Regions from separate parts of the Mus musculus genome. Here region 1 is linked to region 2. The links are chromatin loops, found by intact Hi-C in ENCODE. Cell type or tissue: gastrocnemius. All regions are shown on one strand.

Region 1 (8,000 bases), 150 kb before region 2:
ACTGGGAGTTAAACTGGAGCTCCCCCAATGGATCCACATCACCCACAAGGCAGCCCACTGTGGGGAATCCAGATGCCTGGGTACTGGTACGAACTTCCTCATTTCTAACGTTTCTGGTAACCTCCATCTTTATTTCCGTTTACCCACCCACCGCTTTTTAAGTTTTCCCTGTTGGCTGCCAACAGGGTCCATGGTAACATGGTCCTATGGGCACTTTTTCTCCTGGGTCATTCATTTTTACTCCCAAATACTTAAGCCACGTTTAGTGTCCCATTCCTACCTTCTCAGGCAAGGGTCCTCTGGATGCCTCCAGCAGGACTCCAGGAAGTTCCAGGGTCACTAGATATTTCCCAGGTGGCCCGTGTGCTAAGAGTTGGCCAGGTGCCTTGGCCCCTCTCAGCCAGGCCAACTGTGAGAAGACAACACAGACCATGTACGCCATTTGCTAAGCTTGTTTCTGTAACTAGGTGCAATCTGTCATTCAGCTGAGTGAAGTTCCCAGCAACATCACAACATAGTGATCATCCATAAATGATATATAAAAGATGATTTTTAAACTCCAAGTAAGTGATTTCTATATTGATTCCACCTTGAGTAGACTATCCCATAGGAATGCATTCATTAACAGACTGTGAGGTATCATCTACCACACATCTTAGCTCACCCAGCCCTGCTACCCAGGGTTGGGCATGACCACATGCAACTCCACATGGGAGGAAGCTGGCAAGGATGGACCTGGGATACCAGGGTAGGTCAGCCTGACCATACCATCCCTACAGAGTCTTTAATCTAAGCCTCAGAGTCTCTATTTTCCAAACTGTGGGCATGCCTTGTGGTTCATTCAAAGACAACCACAAGTAGCTACTGATGGGCCAAGTCAGGATGGCTTCATGATCAACACCATGGCCTTCAGCATCACACTGGCTGGCTTCAATCCCCCAGGCGACTTGCCCACTAGTGATCTGTGGGTGTCCTGCCTCGTACACGCAGGAAATTCTGGACAGCACTATATCCAGAATGTAACGATTTTTGCCCTTGGACTTGAGACCTAGTGCGAGAGGTCAGTCCCTCTTGGAGAAGGCAGGAGTGCCTTCTATGACCGTCCATCAACAAACTCAGAGCAGGCTCTTGCTCTCTGTCCTGGGCAGATTATTTGTAATATGCACAATAGAGACTCTGCCTGAGGTCTGATTGGTACAGATCTAAACATCTCTCCTGTTATCCACCTCTGCCTCCAGGCACTTCTCTCAGCCGCATGCTGCACTCTCTGGGATTCTACATTTGACCTTCCTTTGGGTTCTGAATGCTCCTGTAACAAATAGCCAGACAGCGTATTGACCTACACCCTGCCTAGCCTCTCTGCCACGGTGTCAGCATTGTGTTGAGATGTGGATATGTGTTTTCTCTGGAGGGGGTTGGCTGGCATGCCCTACACAGGGAGACACCAGAGAATGACTCATCAGCCCAACAGCACCAACCTTTCAAGCCTCAGGAATCTCTTGAGCTGGTGGCTAAGTGATTGACAGATGAAAATCAGCCGTGACAGGGATGTTTTCAGCAGGGGCAGTAGATGCTAGGATACAGGGCTTTTCCTGTTGGCATGCAGATTAAGTACCAGCCAGTACATCACTAGGTACATGGCTCTGGCTTTAGCCAGCTGATTTCACTGGACACCAGGAGTCTCAGGTAAAGGATCCAAAAGGCAGTGACAAGCCAGGATCTGCCACTGCAGCAGCATCTGGATACATTGGCAACATCTGTGGGAGCAGGGAACGGTGCTCAGGGGTGCTGGAACCAGCTGCTATTTCCTAGTATCTCTGACTAGGTCTTCCTTCAGCTTGATTTCCTTTGTTTCCTGCCCAGTTTTTAAAGCCTCTTCTGCCTTCTTGTCAGTTCCAAACTGTCCCTTTCTGCCCTGCTAGCCAGAACCAGTTCCTACTAAGAGTCTCTGCCTTGTAGAGATGCTTAATTATTTGATAGTACATCTGGACATAGAGAACCCTCCCATTTTGCTTCCTTAAGACGAAGGGCTATGCTCATTTGCATAGTAAACCTATATGGAGTACCTACAGGCTGTGTGCTATGGCAGACCTAGTGTCAGGACATGTAGCTGACTAGGAAAAGCATGTCTCTGTCCTTGGGAACTTATTGAACTAAAAGAAGGCCAACATCAAACAACTAATTATGGAATTAATTCTTCACTGGGTCCTCCCATCAGCACTGGGTGACGCCAAACTATAGGTAAATATTTGAATCCCACAGAGGATACAAAGGAAACATGGAAACCGGAGACACCGCTCATGTCTCCCTTCCAAAGTCATCAGTTCAGCTGGCAATAGAGCCGAGAGCTTATGTAACTAAGAAACCATCCCACGCAAGTTCCCACACCAGAGGGACACGGGGGTCGTTAGTGTCCAATTCGGGGGATCAGGGAAGACTTTGTGGGGGATTTATTCACGGCCTTGACAGTGGATCACAAAGAGCTCAGCAATGAAGGAAGAAAGCATCCCTGTAAAATTAGCCACCTAAAGTTCCGCCACCCACCAAGGCCCACAGTTTAGTGCTGCCATGAGTCCCCTCTGAACAGCCACAGGACAAGATCCACTTATACACGCTGTTGACTCCCTGCTGTGTCCATTTAACAGTGTGTGGTGGATATTTGGCCTCTGACAATTATTCCTAGTCTACATCCCATTTAAGCAGCCAAAGACGATTCCATTACATGGGTGTACAGTAAACGAATCAAATCCCTATTAATGAACATTTAGGGTTTGGGTCAAGGGTATATACACTCTGGAACCCCAAGGCCTGAGCCTGAATCCAGTTAGTGACCTGGCTGGGTGGTAGGAGGAAGGCTGTGTTTCTGAAGGCGTGGTCCTTCCCCGTAGCAGAGGTACCTGCAGATGGTAATGATGTGGGATATTCAGAACAGTGGTTAGCACCCAGGGAGCGCTCAATCAAGGCTCGGATCGGACAGGCTATAAGCACTCTGTCATCCTGACCAAAGTGTTGGTTTGCTCCCCTCTGTTTCATCACTCAAAACACCCAAAGTGCACACAGTCAAAAAGCACATACATGAGCGCAATCATCTAGTCACCACTGTGATCGGTAAGAGGTAGTGAACGAGGAGAGCCTCTGACTCCTTCCTGGAACCCATCAGGACCCTCCCGTTATCCACAAACCATCTAGTGAGGTTTCTTGATTTGCCTTCTGGGTGGCCTTCTGGAATCTAAAGCAAGAGGAGCATTCATAACAAGTCAAGTCAGACGCTTTCACTACGATTTCAAGGAGGGGAAGCTGGAGTCGAGGCCATGTTTGAAAATATAGGTCAAATCTTGGTTTCTGTGGTTACTGAACACTGTCAGCCACTGTGACTCCCTCTGTGTGGGTGATGCCAAGGTTCAGAGGTCTGACAGCCCTGTCTAGCTCCTCTACAAGTGTCACCTCTCTCGCCCCTCCCCAAGGTCTGAGGCTTCTCTCAGCCCTACTGACCCCCAGGCCCGAGGGTCCTGAGCTTGGGCAACACCCAGGAGTAAGCTACTGCAGGTACCTTGCTCTTCATGCCTGAGGTTGGGGGCGGGGTGCTGGGACTGCTGCTGCTGAAGTTCGGGATGTCTCCATACCCCTGCAGTTCTACCCACTAGTCTGCTGCTGCATGTGGGGACTGCCGGGGAGCAGGGAGGAGGCCATGTGGGGAGGGAACAATGTAGTGGGTTGTTTAGCTGACTGTCAGCCTCGTTCTGGGATCCTCCTTTCCACGCCCCTTGGCTTAACCGCCACAGGCACAGCTCACAGAGGCAAGAGCCCCCTTATTTGGTCTTGGAAAGAAAGGGGAAAGGTTATCCTCGGATGCCTGCGGCGTTGGGTCATCAGCCCGCAGTTGCTGGCCCGCACCCGCGGGTGCAGTTCAGTCTCCCACCGGCAGGTGGCGGCACCGCGCAGGGTCTGGGGAGATGGCCAGCTGGTAAACAACCCGCAGGATCCAATGCCCTAGGGTGGGGACCCGCCCGGATGGGGGTGGGCGCCTTATGAGTCCGCACGTGGACAGTGATGCGGAGGGAGAAGCTAAGCTTCAGAGGAAGGGAATGGGGAGGAAAGAGCCCAATACCTTGTTTGTGGGAGAGTCAAGCTTCCCGAATTGCTCTGGCTGTAGGGTGTGACTTTGCCTTGATGGATTTCACGTGAGCGGCTGGAGAGTGCGCTGTGCCAGGCGGGAATCTGCTTCAAAGTCACCCACGCGGGTTCAGGGGACTCGAATCTCTGGATGTGTGTCAGTAAGGCACCGTGTGGGGCTCTGCACCAGCTGGGAGATTCGCTTTCTTGCCCATCCTTTTTCCTCTCAATCTCCTCTCTACCCCCCCCCCCCCGCCTCCTCCTTGCTCTTCCTGCCTCTCCGTGAGCCTGGGGGTGTGAAGCGACCCACTTTCCTCCTTGTGGCCCGAAGAGTTTTTAAGTTCGAACCGCCACGTGGCTGGTTCCTTTCCTACACCTTCCTGCAAGAGAACAATTGCCACCATTTTATCTTGAGGTTAGAAAGGCTCTGGTCACCCCAACAGTAATGGACAATGCTGGTTCCCCAAAGCCAATGTTTGTTTCAGTGATTGAGAACTGCCACACACACACACACACACACACACACACACACACACACACACACACACACACGCACGCACGCACGCACGCCCCCCACCCCCACCCTTGCCGCCGCCCCTTCCAGTGACTCCTCCAGGTAAAGCCCAGGGGTATCACAGGGAGCTGGCAGGGCATAGTGGCCTCCCAACACTTTAACACTTGCCTTTCATCCCAGCACTCAGGAAGCAGGGGGCTTAGTGAGTTTGAGCCTAGAGGGCCAGTCAGGGCTATATAATTACATTCTGTCTCAAAACAAAAACAAAAACAAAAACAAAACGCCAAGATTTGGGCTGTAGTGGTTAAGAACACTTGCAGCTCTTGTAGGTGACCCAGGCTGGATTCCCAGCATACACAAGGTGATTCTCCACCATCTGCAACTCCAGTTCCAAGCGATGTCTTCTTCCAATCGCCTCAGGTGCCAAGCATGCATGTGGTGCCCATACATACATGGAGGCAAAGCATAAAATGGGTAAATTGCATTCAAAACAGAGCACAGAGACGTTTTAAAGATGGATCAACAGTAGACCCTCTTCCTGGACTTTCACTGACCTCCAAAATGGCTCCTAGGTGGTCAGTCTGCAGCACCGGTTCTTGTTGCTTGGTTGTTGATGGCTCCAAAGAGAAGCCGACAAGTCTAAGCTCTTCCCCATCTGCCTCCTGACAGGGACCCTAATGACCTCCCACTTTGGGTTTCTTCACCTGGGAAGACATCAGTTTTCTGAGTCACACAATTATGGACAACTTTTGAAAATTATTGGGGTGACAGGTTCATGCTTGCCTTACATCCTACGGTACCTGGTTGCATTTCTTTGTATGTGTTGCATGTATATATGTGGGGACATGTTCTAGTGGAGGGCAGTGGACAAGTTCAGTTTCCTTTCTCAGGCGCTGCCCACCTATATTCCCTTAGGTTGATCAGCAAGCCCCAGCAGTCTGTCTGTCTGTCCCCCAGTGCTGGGATTATACAGCAATCTCACACATTGAGATTTTCCTTCTTCCTCTTCTGCTTCTTCCCCTTCCTCTCTTTTATCTTAAAGTCTGTGCGAACAAGATTAAATCCAAGGAACATCTTTATTTTCCGTGAGACAGTTTTGAAGCTGTTCCTATTAATTTGGGTGGGTTCCTGGTTTCTAAGAATTCACTCAGCATGCCACATAGTAAGTGCGTGCGTGTGTGGGGAGTTCCCGAAAGGCTATCCAGGAACAGGCTGCTCCACAGTCTTTGTTTTATTGGTTACAGTCATTCAAAACTCCACTGATAGCCAGATGGTTCACCAAACCTCCAATTGCACAGGCTCGTGACTGCCTTCAGTGGCCTCTGTGGCATTTCTGTTTTATGTCACAGGAGGTCAGCCTGGCTCTCCTTGAAGGATCCTCTGCTCCTCTCTGGAGCCAGCTTGAATGACAGCACTCTCACTGGCTGTCTAGGTTGGTTGTGACATCCCAGAACCCAGTCCCTATATCAGGAGCAGTTGTGGTTTGCCTGCACCATGACAGCATGGCTTGTCCCTTCCTATGTGTGCCGGCCAACTCAAGTGTTGGCTTGTTCTGCTCTTCATTCTGAGGTTGATCCCACCATAAGCTAGTCCTCAAGTCTTGATTTGGTTCTGTTCGGTTGCCTGGATTCTGCCCTCTGTGCATGCCTTGAGGTAGGTTGAATTACCATCCTCTTAAGGATGATCCTTGTTTGGAAGGGCAGTGGTGCCCAGTGATGAACTTGGCGCGTGGGGGATGGGGGGTGGGGCAGCTGCAAAGCCTGAGGTACGCACTTTAAACTTTGTGTGGTAGCTGCTAATGGGGTGCAAGGCTGGTAGCACTGTCCAGCCTATGGGGTGCACAGGATGCCTACCTTCAAGATTTAGTGGAGGAGGAAACATTGTAGCTGCCCAAGGGTATCCTGACTGCCTTTCATCTGCTTAGATCCCTACAGCCACACAGAGCCCCCCTTTAGGCCCAGGTTGTCAGAATTCATCCTTTGCAAAAGACGGAAATCCAGCCCACGCTTGTTTATGCAAATAAAGGCATTTAATTGTCTCAAGAAAAAGACAGTGGAGATGTCCATTTCACGTACAGCTTCATCTAGCAGATTAACAACACCGTTTCAATTACCCTTATCCTTAGCTCAGCTGGGGTGACTTCATTCTCAGGTTGGCACCCTCACTGGCCCTTGATCATCCTTCATTGGCCAGCCCCAATAAGCCTTAAGAAACTTGAGTTCCTGAAGGGAAATCATGGGGGAACATGTGTGAGTGTGTGTGTGTGTGTGTGTGTGTGTGTATCTCCCTTCCTCTGTGCTATCAATCAAAAGACAGAAAACTTGAATGGGGAACAGTCCTGTCATGAGGGGTCCCTAGCAATCAGCCTGGCTGGGAAGGGATAAGTTGAACTGTGTCCCATTCACCCAGGGGACCAGCTTCAATGACAGAAGGAAACATTGCTGTCTAAGTTGTAGAGATGGCTCACTGGATAAAGCCTATGTTACTCAAACATGAGAACCTCAGTAGGATCCCAGCATCCATGTGAGAAGCAACGTGTAGACACAGACACTAGTAACCCCAAGTCCTACTGGGAGCAGGACAGAGGGGTCAGTAGGGCTTCCCGGCCACCACCATAACTCAAAGTTCAGTAAGAGACCTTATCTGAAAATAATAATGGTTAGAGTGATGGAGAAAAATACCTGATGTTCTCCTCTGACTTCCAAACCCACATCCATGCACACACACCTACATACATACACATGTGTAGAAAACACACACACCCTGGCTGTCCTAAGAACTCTGTGCCAAGAAGTCTAGAAACCCGCAGGCCCTAAGTGTAGCAAAAGTAATTTAACGGGGCTGGAGAGATGGCTCAGTGGTTAAGAGCACTGACTGCTCTTCCGAAGGTCCTGAGTTCAAATCCCAGCAACCACATGGTGGCTCACAACCATCAGTAACGAGATCTGACGCCCTCTTCTGGTGCATCTGGAGACAGCTACAGTGGACTTAGATATAATAATAAATAAATCTTAAAAAAGAAAAAAGTAATTTAACAATATGATGTATAGTGATTTGAATAGACTAGTTAATAAGATGGCCATAACGATATAATATATACGAATAAGTATAAATGTATAAATATACATAAATGTACCATAGCATAATGGCACATAAGTATATGCGAAAATGCAATAAAGTCTCACTGAACTAGCGGAACTAGGGATCCCTGGGGACCCTTAATGAGAGTCACCACACAAACAACTATAAATAAGACATTACCAATCCACACCAAGGGGCATGCCAGGCTGTGGCCTGGGCTTGGGCACAAGCTGCGTGTTGACTTGTTTCGTGCTCCAATCTGATGCAATTCAAGCTGGTGCCAGAGCAAACA
Region 2 (8,000 bases):
TACACATCTGCTCATTTTCTCACAGATCATCATGCAGGGCATGAATCATGTTCACTTTCAGGTCAGGTACCCTCATGCCAACCTGTGAAGTACTGTGCTTCAGGCAGAGTGCTAACAAAGAAGCCACAGAGTTTCCACCTTGGATCAATAACTGCCCCAATGGTACCTGTTGCTCATAGCCCAGGCCTGGGTTTTTCAGGAACTGTTCTTGATAGTTCACTGAAGAAGGTGTGGAAAGCAGCCCCAGGAGGCTGTTCTCTTGACTGGTTTCATACAAGTGCTCTTTGTAACCTCCACATGGAGGAATATGGCATTTATGACACATGAGCTGGCTATCTGTGAAAACAGAGGAGTCGGTCAATTAGCTGGGTGTGGTGACTCATTCTTGTTAGCCCAAATCAAGGGAGGCTGAGGCAGAAAGATTAGGAGGTCAGTGTGGTCTATGTGACACCATGTTAGAAAGAAAGAAAGTGAGGAGAAAGAAAGACAGAGAAAAGAAAGGAAGAAAAGAAGAAAGAAAGAGAGAAAGAAAGAAAGAAGAGAGAAAGAAAAGAGAGAGAGAAAGAGAGAAAGAGAGAAAGAGAGAAAGAAAGAAAGAAAGAAAGAAAGAAAGAAAGAAAGAAAGAAAGAAAGGAAAGACAGAGAGAGGCAGTGAAACAAAGAGGAAAATCCCAAGTTGAGCACAAACAAATCTCTAATTGTTGTTAGCCAGAGTCACATCATACCTTCGGTGTCCCTAGACTTTTCTGTAGAGACACTGTGATGACTTCCAAACCTGCAGGCCCTTGAGGGAGGTCTCTAACAGAGGTCCTCCTAAAAGATGTTTGTCTGTCTACAGAAACAGCCTGGACAAAGAGATTGGAATTTAGAATTTCTACTAACTCGTATAGAAACAAAAATAGGGAGCTCTGGGTTAAGGTTTTGTTGTTTTTTGTTTTGTTTTGTTTTGTTTTGTTTTGTGTGTGTGTTTCAAGAACAGCTGTAAAATTTTCAACATATATAATGATACACTCTTTCTATATTTAAATCCAGATTCAGTCAGAAATGAATCCATGTATCTAAGGTGCACAGCTGGATGCTTTTGGTGAATGCATTACCCTAGCACAGAAAATCACCTACCTGTTGCCATCAGCCCAGAATGTTCTTTGTCTCATTGCCTTCTGAATTGAAGTTCCTCACTTCCTACCCACCAAGGGCAACCATGAGACTAATTTTGGTTTGGCTTCCTAGATCCGTTTTGCCTGCCCCTGAATTTGACTTGGATGGTCTAATATTGTATATATTCTTTTGTGTCTGGCTTACACATCCTGCTTTTGAGACTTGTCTGTGTATTCACATGGACTAGCAGTTAGCTCCTTTTTAATGCTGGGTAGTATTGTGCTAGATGATTTGTTTATCTATCCTCCTTCATTTGGGTGTTTCCAGAGTTTCGATATAATGAGTAAAGTGGCTACTGGCATGGCCATACTGCTATGTCTGTGAACATTTTCATCACTTTTGGTGCAAAGCTAGGGGCAGAGATGCCAGTGCCTAAGTTTGGTGTGTGTTTTACTTCCCATGAGCTTCCAGTTTGTTTCTCACAGTAGGGATTTTATTAGTGAAGCCGACTGACCTACACAGAACATTCTTTCATTTCATTTTATGATTTATTTTGTCTTAAGGCATTGATAGAGTGTGAGTATACGCTCCTCTGAAATGTGTTCTTCAGTATCAGACTAGTTTACATTGTTTTAGTTTTTCTTAAAAACTATTTCTGAGTTGTTTACAAAACAAATTGAAATCTCTAAGATTGATGTTGGAAAACTTGAGATTTCTCATATATTTTTGTTTAATATTCAATAGATGCAAAAATTCTTGAAACCATAAAATGCAGCTTTGTAAATTCTTCACATTTTCAAGAACTTTCTGTGTGCTCAAAGGGTTCCCCTCTTCTCTCCAAATAAATAAATAAATACCTTCACTCATTCTTCATATTATTTATTTATTTATTTATTTAGCCATGTGCTAATAAATTTTATTGCTCAAAAAAAAAAACCTTTTCATTTTTTCCTTTGTGTTAAAGGCTTCATCAAAAGAGTATCATGCTGTGTGGCTTTCTGAAACTTGAATATGTTTTCTCAACATTCTGTCTGGAAGATCTTACCTGTGATGTCTGAGGCTGTAGTTCACTTCTTCTAAGGGGGGGGGGGACGACTTAGATTTCATTCTGGAAACAGATCACAACATATCTTATTGCATGTGTCAGTCATCTGGGCTGTGCCTTATGTGTTTACCACATACATGGAACATCTTTGGGGAGTCTGGTACATTCAACAGGATAACTGGATCTGAAGCTGTTATCAAGTTAATTTTTTTTCCTTTATTTGAAAACAAGAAACCAATTTCTGCTCAAAAGAGGGAAATGTGTAAGATGTCTGGGGCAAACGGTGTAAAACAAAATGTTTGAGCCACCATCCCTGTAGGTAGAAAGCAAACAGGACTTTGTTTGCAGGGTTGAAGAAAAGTAAGAGTGAGTGGGTAGGCAGGAGATAATCACAGAAGAAAGTGAAAGTCAACATCCTTTTCAAGGTCAAGGTGGAGCCTAAAGGAAAGGAAACTTTCATCCTATCCTTCCCTTAACCTCTCTATCTAAAAGTGGGACAGCATCTTATTGATGTCCTACTACTTTAATAAAACATTTAAAAAAATCCACAGGTATTTTTGGTACCAAGCAAATAAACAACTTAAGGCACTAAAGCAAACCTCTGCTTCCCTTACAAACACCAGCTAGTTATTTCTCTTTGTTCTATATACGTATGTTTGCAGGGGCAAATGTGCAAACATTTTCATAACTAATATTAAAAACATATTGCATTTAAAGATTTTTGTGTGTGTGTTGGACAAACCTAAACAGCATTGCTAAGCTTAATCTACAAGTATGCATCAAAACATTCTGAAATCAAACCTACTGTTATTCCTCTGCATCTGAATTATATGCTGAGAGCACCAGGCTGGAGTTACTAAGGACCCCTTCGGTGCAGGGAATGCTCTGAAGAAATACTTTGATATTAGAAACCTGGATTTGTATTTTTAAATGTTGCATCTAAGTGAAAGTTCTAATGTATTTATTTCTTAACGTTCAGGAACATCTAAAACTGGCACAATTTATTTTAAAAACAAGGCAAGTTTCCGGTAAACAAAACAGCCCTATGTATGTACTTTTCTTTCCTTCCTTCGGAAACGTTCCTTCTATAGAACCGATTCACTGAACGTAGCTCAACATTTCCAAGGGAAAAACTGATTCAGATGATACAGAAAAATATGGGCTTAGTTTCCTTTACGGTAGCTTTTGATTTGTTTTCAGCTCTAAATTTAGTAAAAAAAAAAAAAAAAAAAAAAAAAAAAAATCCCTTATGAAAGATGGGGTGCATATAAATGCAATGCCGAAATCTTTTACTATTTGAGTAATGAAAGAAACCTTTCTTTGCTACAGAACTGGTCCTCTCCACCAACCAGACAGTCCGACTGTTTATAAGACAAACACTTCTATTTGATCCAGACATTCCCAACTCTTATGAGCCATCTTTTTATTTATCGTGGATATCAATTAGCCTGAGTCATGAAGCCCGACCGCATTAAGGGCGACACGTGATCAAATCACTATTTTTAAAAGTCCACGTATTTCAAACTCCTTTCTCTAGCCATTGCTGGTTTCTCCCCCTTTGAGGACCTGGCCTCCGCAGTGTTTGTTCATTAGATGGCAGTCCTGGGAAAGCCTCGTCTTGGGGAAACCTCTCCCCTGGCACAGTTGAGAAAAAACACCGAGGAGACTTGGGCTGGTGCTAGTTTCAAGTCACTTACAGATCAAATGAAGCTAGAGGGACGCGGAGGGGAGGGGGGAATGGAGGCAGGTGCGGGTGGGTTTCTGCAGTGGCCACCGATTCCGGGTGGCGGCCGCACATTCCTAAGACTGGGACCCGAGCCAGACGACGTTGTCCGGGTTAGGGTCCCCGCCCGCAATCCCCTCCCTGGGAAGCCCTCGGACACGCCCCCCAGCTGCGGGTTCCCGCAGCCTGACACGCGCTGCGGTCCTTCTCCGCAGCTGCCCACGTGGTGGAGCACGGACCAGCACGATGCGGTGGAGCGCCCTCAGGGCGGGAGAGGAATGGGGCTGGGAGGCCCGGCTAGCACGACCCAGCCGAGTCGGTCCCCGACTCGGGGCCCCCACATTTCCTCCCCCGGAGGGAGGGAGGCGACATTCCCGGAGCCAGCCCTCCCAGGCTGCGGTCGCGCCCTCTGGCGGCCGCCGCGGAGACGGGTCCTGGGCACGAGGGGCCGCCTGTCTGGGTTCCCTTTCCAGGGCTGGGGGCCCGCGGTGGAATCGCTGTGCTTCGAGAATAGAGCCTCGCGGACCGCACCCTGTCCGCTCCCCGACTGCGCGCAAGCACCGGAACACCCAAGGAGCGCCGCCACGGGCGCCCAAGCCTGGCGTGGAAAGTGCCTTGCGTAGCAGTCTTCAGGGGTCCCCTTTCCCCCAGGTGTGCCCCTCCCGTCGCGTCCGGGCTTTCCACCACACTGCGAAAAAAATGCCGCATGCATGCACTTATTTATTTATTTTGCAACAGCTGCAAGAAACAATGAAGCTTTTTCACGGAGTCGGCCAGCGCGCTCTCCAGCCGCGCTGTTGTTGTTTTCAATGAAGCTCCGAGGCCGCACTCCCCGCCCACCGCGCCCGCAGCCCGCCCGCTCTGCTGCCCGCCCGCCCTGCCGCCGCCCCCCTGGCCACCGAGTCCCACCGGCGCCCCGGGCATTGTTTTTTGGAGTCCTGCGGGAGGGGAGGGTGCGGACAGGGCCGGCCGGCGCAGTGCGGGTGGGGGCGGAAGCGTGGGCGCGCGCGTGGCTCAGTGTGCGCGCGGGGGCCGGCGCGGGTGGAGGCGCGGGGGGCGGTGCCTCCTGGGCCCGGCTCCCCACGCCCGCGCTCCGCTCCGCACGTCCCTGCGATCCCGAACTCCGGCTCTTGGCGCCTGCCGAGTCGGGGCCCGGCCCTCGGCGCGCCGGGACTGCGGCTGTAGCCGCTTGGAGTGTGCGCGCGGGCACGTGTGCGCGGCCCCGAGAGCGCGCGCGTAGAGCCCCCAGTGTGTGGCGGCGGCGGCGGCGGCGCGGTGAGGCTGAGGTTCTTGTTTACCAGCATTAACTCCGCTGAGCGGAAAAAAAAAGGAGGGGGGGGGGGAACCGAGGAGGAGCGAGCGCACCGGGCGAACTCGAGAGAGGCGAGCGACAGGGAAGCTGCCTGCGAGCCTGTCCCGGCGCGCCCGGCGCTCGCAGACCCTCGGCCCCGCTCTCCGGACCCTCCACGCCTCTCCCCGTGCCTGCGAGAGCTCCACGGCACGCGGCGTGCTCGGCTTTGACCTTCAGCGAGCCGGAGCCCCCGCGCACGGAGTCGGCGGCGGGCGGGGGCCGACGCGGGGCGGCGGGAGCGCTGAGCGCTGCGCGGCCGCCGCTTTGTGTGTGTCCTGGATTTGGGAAGGAGCTCGCGGCGGCGGCGCTGAGGGAGGAGGCGGCGGCGAGCGGAGCCCAGAGGAGGAGGAGGAGCCGGAGGAGGGGGAACCGCTCATTCATTTCCACTCCGCATTTCTGCCCCTCGCCGGCCTCGCCCGCGCCCGGGACTTCGGACCAGTCTCGCCAACTGCGTCGCGCTCTCCCGCCGCGTAGGCTCCGGTGGTCGTTCCCTCCGGGGATCGGGTGGCGTTTGTCCTCGCCTGCGGCGATTTGGGCTTTGCTCCTCTTTCTGTACAGTTTTCCTCCTTCTTCTGCATCTCTGCGTTTGCAAATGGAGGCCGACGACGCCGACAGCCCGCCCCGGCGCGCCCCGGCTTCCCGACTCCGCCGCCCCGTGGGCCGCTGCTGCCGGCGCTGAGGGGCCGCCCCGCGCCACCCTCCTTGTCCACGCCGCTTTCCGAGGATCGTCGCCTGCGCTCTTGTTTTTGGACGAGAGTGAGGACTGAGTTGGAGACTTTTTTTTTCTTTTTTTCTTTTCTTTTTTTTTTTTTTTTCTATTTTTGAGAAAAGGGAATTTCGTCCCAAATAAAAGGAATGAAGTCTGGCTCCGGAGGAGGGTCCCCGACCTCGCTGTGGGGGCTCGTGTTTCTCTCCGCCGCGCTCTCTCTCTGGCCGACGAGTGGAGAAAGTGAGTATTTGCCCGCCGCCCGCGGCCACTGCGGGAACTTTTCCTCCGAGGGGCTGCGCCCTGTTTGGGAAAACCCAGTTGCCACGGGCGCAGCTGTCGGACTTCGGGGCTCGGGAGTGGAGGGTGGGGCTCTCTCGGAAGGCCGGAGTAGAGCAGGGCCCGAGAGTTCACGACTCAGGAGCTCCTAGAGCCCTAGCTCAGCGCATCTGCGCGCGGGAAGGGCCTTAGGGCTTTCTCTTTCGCTGTCCGGGGAGCGCTGTCCCGCACGCGGCCTGGTGGGTGGGCAGTGCCTTCTCGCTGGCGGGTCAGGGGCAGCCCCCGCGTAGGCGCTTGGTGGGGAAGTTGGCGTCTGGGTGGCCTCGGGAACCCCGCTACTCTCGCCCCCCCCCCTCCGGGGCGCTCCACTTGGCACCCCAGCGCCCATCCCGCGCAGCTCACCATGACAGCACCCTTGGAGGCTCCACGGGTGGTTGCTGGGGTAGACCTAGTGCTCCGTGGCGGCAATTCGGAGCCTCCTACCCTGCGGGGTGTAAGTTGTTCTTGAGGGGGAGATACAGGATGGTTGGAAGCCTCGCGGCCCCAGGACACGTTTCCAAACATCAGGGCGCAGCCTCCTATCACCCAACTTGTTGGGCCCATCGACCCCCTCAGGTTCTTGGCCTTTCGCTTCTCTGGAGCCTGTGGGCGTCTACCCACCTACCCCAAGGCTTGATAACTTGGACAGTCCAGTGTGGCCTTGGGGTGCAGGGTGTGCCCACCATTTTCCTCTAGGAAAGTGTGAACTTGGGACTTTCTTCGTGGGGGGAGGGTTGGATGATCCTCGGCTTAGGGGCTCTCAGTTTCTATCCAGCTCTGGACACTTTTTTCCCAGAGCGTCTTAGTAAGAGGAGATAGGTACGTCCACCCTTGTGCAGAGTCGACGTGCTTTTCCACACACACGTGTTCAGCGCGGATTTAGGTGCATCCACAGCCACACGACCGCGAGGGGAGAACCGGACTCCCAGCCTGGGGGAGAGATGTGTGCGGTGGGTTGAGCTGCGACGGGATCTGTAGTGTGGTAGTGGACGGGTGGTTGTTTTGTTTTGCGAGCGCGGAGCCCTGGCCTTGGTTTTGTTGTGGCCAAAGTTGTGGTGCACTGCCAACACCTCCCCCCCCCCCCCCCCCGCTCTGCACTTCCTTTGTACATACTTAATAAGCAGTATCGCTCATGCTTGCTATCGCTTGCAATCTGATAGCTTTTGTTTTGGTGGTGTCGGGTAGGAGTAGGTGGTGGTGGGGGGTGTCTCTGGGAATGAGAACTCTCCACAGTGTATGCGGGCAGGAGGAGGAGGAGGGGGTTTTGTTCTCGAGAAAAACAGTGTGGCATACTGGTGCTTTAGAGATGGTAGAGTAATTTGAACGCGATTAAAAGTTTAAATGCAGTCTCCGAGTAGGGGCTGGGGAAGTGAGGGCGTGCGGATGAGTAATGTTTGCAGAATGTATGCAGGTGGTGCCTATTAACTTCGAAAAATCACGACCTAGCCTTGAGTTGGGGTGGGGGGGGGGTGTGACACGATGGAGCCTGCTAGGGACCCTACCGCTGCCGTAGTTCACAAAGGCTGTTTCTATAAACAAACCCTTGAGCCTCTTTTAAGAAATATCTATGATGGAGTCCGAGTAGTTCTTAAAAGAACTATAGCTATAGTAAGACTAGAGAAAGACTCGCAGACTATGGCCGACCTCACAAATCTGGGCTCTCCTGCCCTTTGTTTTCCAAACTTTGAGCACACTGGATTGGGTGAAAGGCGGTTAGATGGTGTTTGGGGGCAGGGAAGATTTCTAGCCTTTAAGGACT

What was found. Hi-C counts contacts between places; a loop is a spot of excess contacts. Peaks named below come from ENCODE experiments on the same cell type or tissue, not always from the same donor. Only the 100,000 strongest peaks of a DNase experiment are listed, where the experiment ranks them.
Region 1: a loop joins it to region 2, with 7 times the contacts of the local background. A loop is called at or near these places in 35 of 42 quality-filtered maps.

The regions. Positions count from the first base shown.
Region 1 is chr7:67,799,815-67,807,814 of GRCm38, forward strand. 4833412C05Rik (RIKEN cDNA 4833412C05 gene) reads right to left here and starts at 3,682. Exons shown (of 3, transcript NR_045954.1): 1 at 3,551-3,682. Gm34350 (a long non-coding RNA gene) reads left to right here and starts at 3,375. Exons shown (of 3, transcript XR_391567.3): 1 at 3,375-3,546. In gastrocnemius, a CTCF peak has its summit at 5,937; DNase peaks (open chromatin) are centred at 3,570 and 3,935; H3K4me3 peaks cover 1,123 bases; H3K27ac peaks cover 1,115 bases.
Region 2 is chr7:67,946,787-67,954,786 of GRCm38, forward strand. Igf1r (insulin-like growth factor I receptor) reads left to right here and starts at 5,471. Exons shown (of 21, transcript NM_010513.2): 1 at 5,471-6,166. The coding sequence starts at 6,073. In gastrocnemius, CTCF peaks have their summits at 4,281 (motif pointing left) and 6,173; DNase peaks (open chromatin) are centred at 4,032, 4,264, 5,006, 5,510 and 4 more places; H3K4me3 peaks cover 4,846 bases; H3K27ac peaks cover 4,320 bases.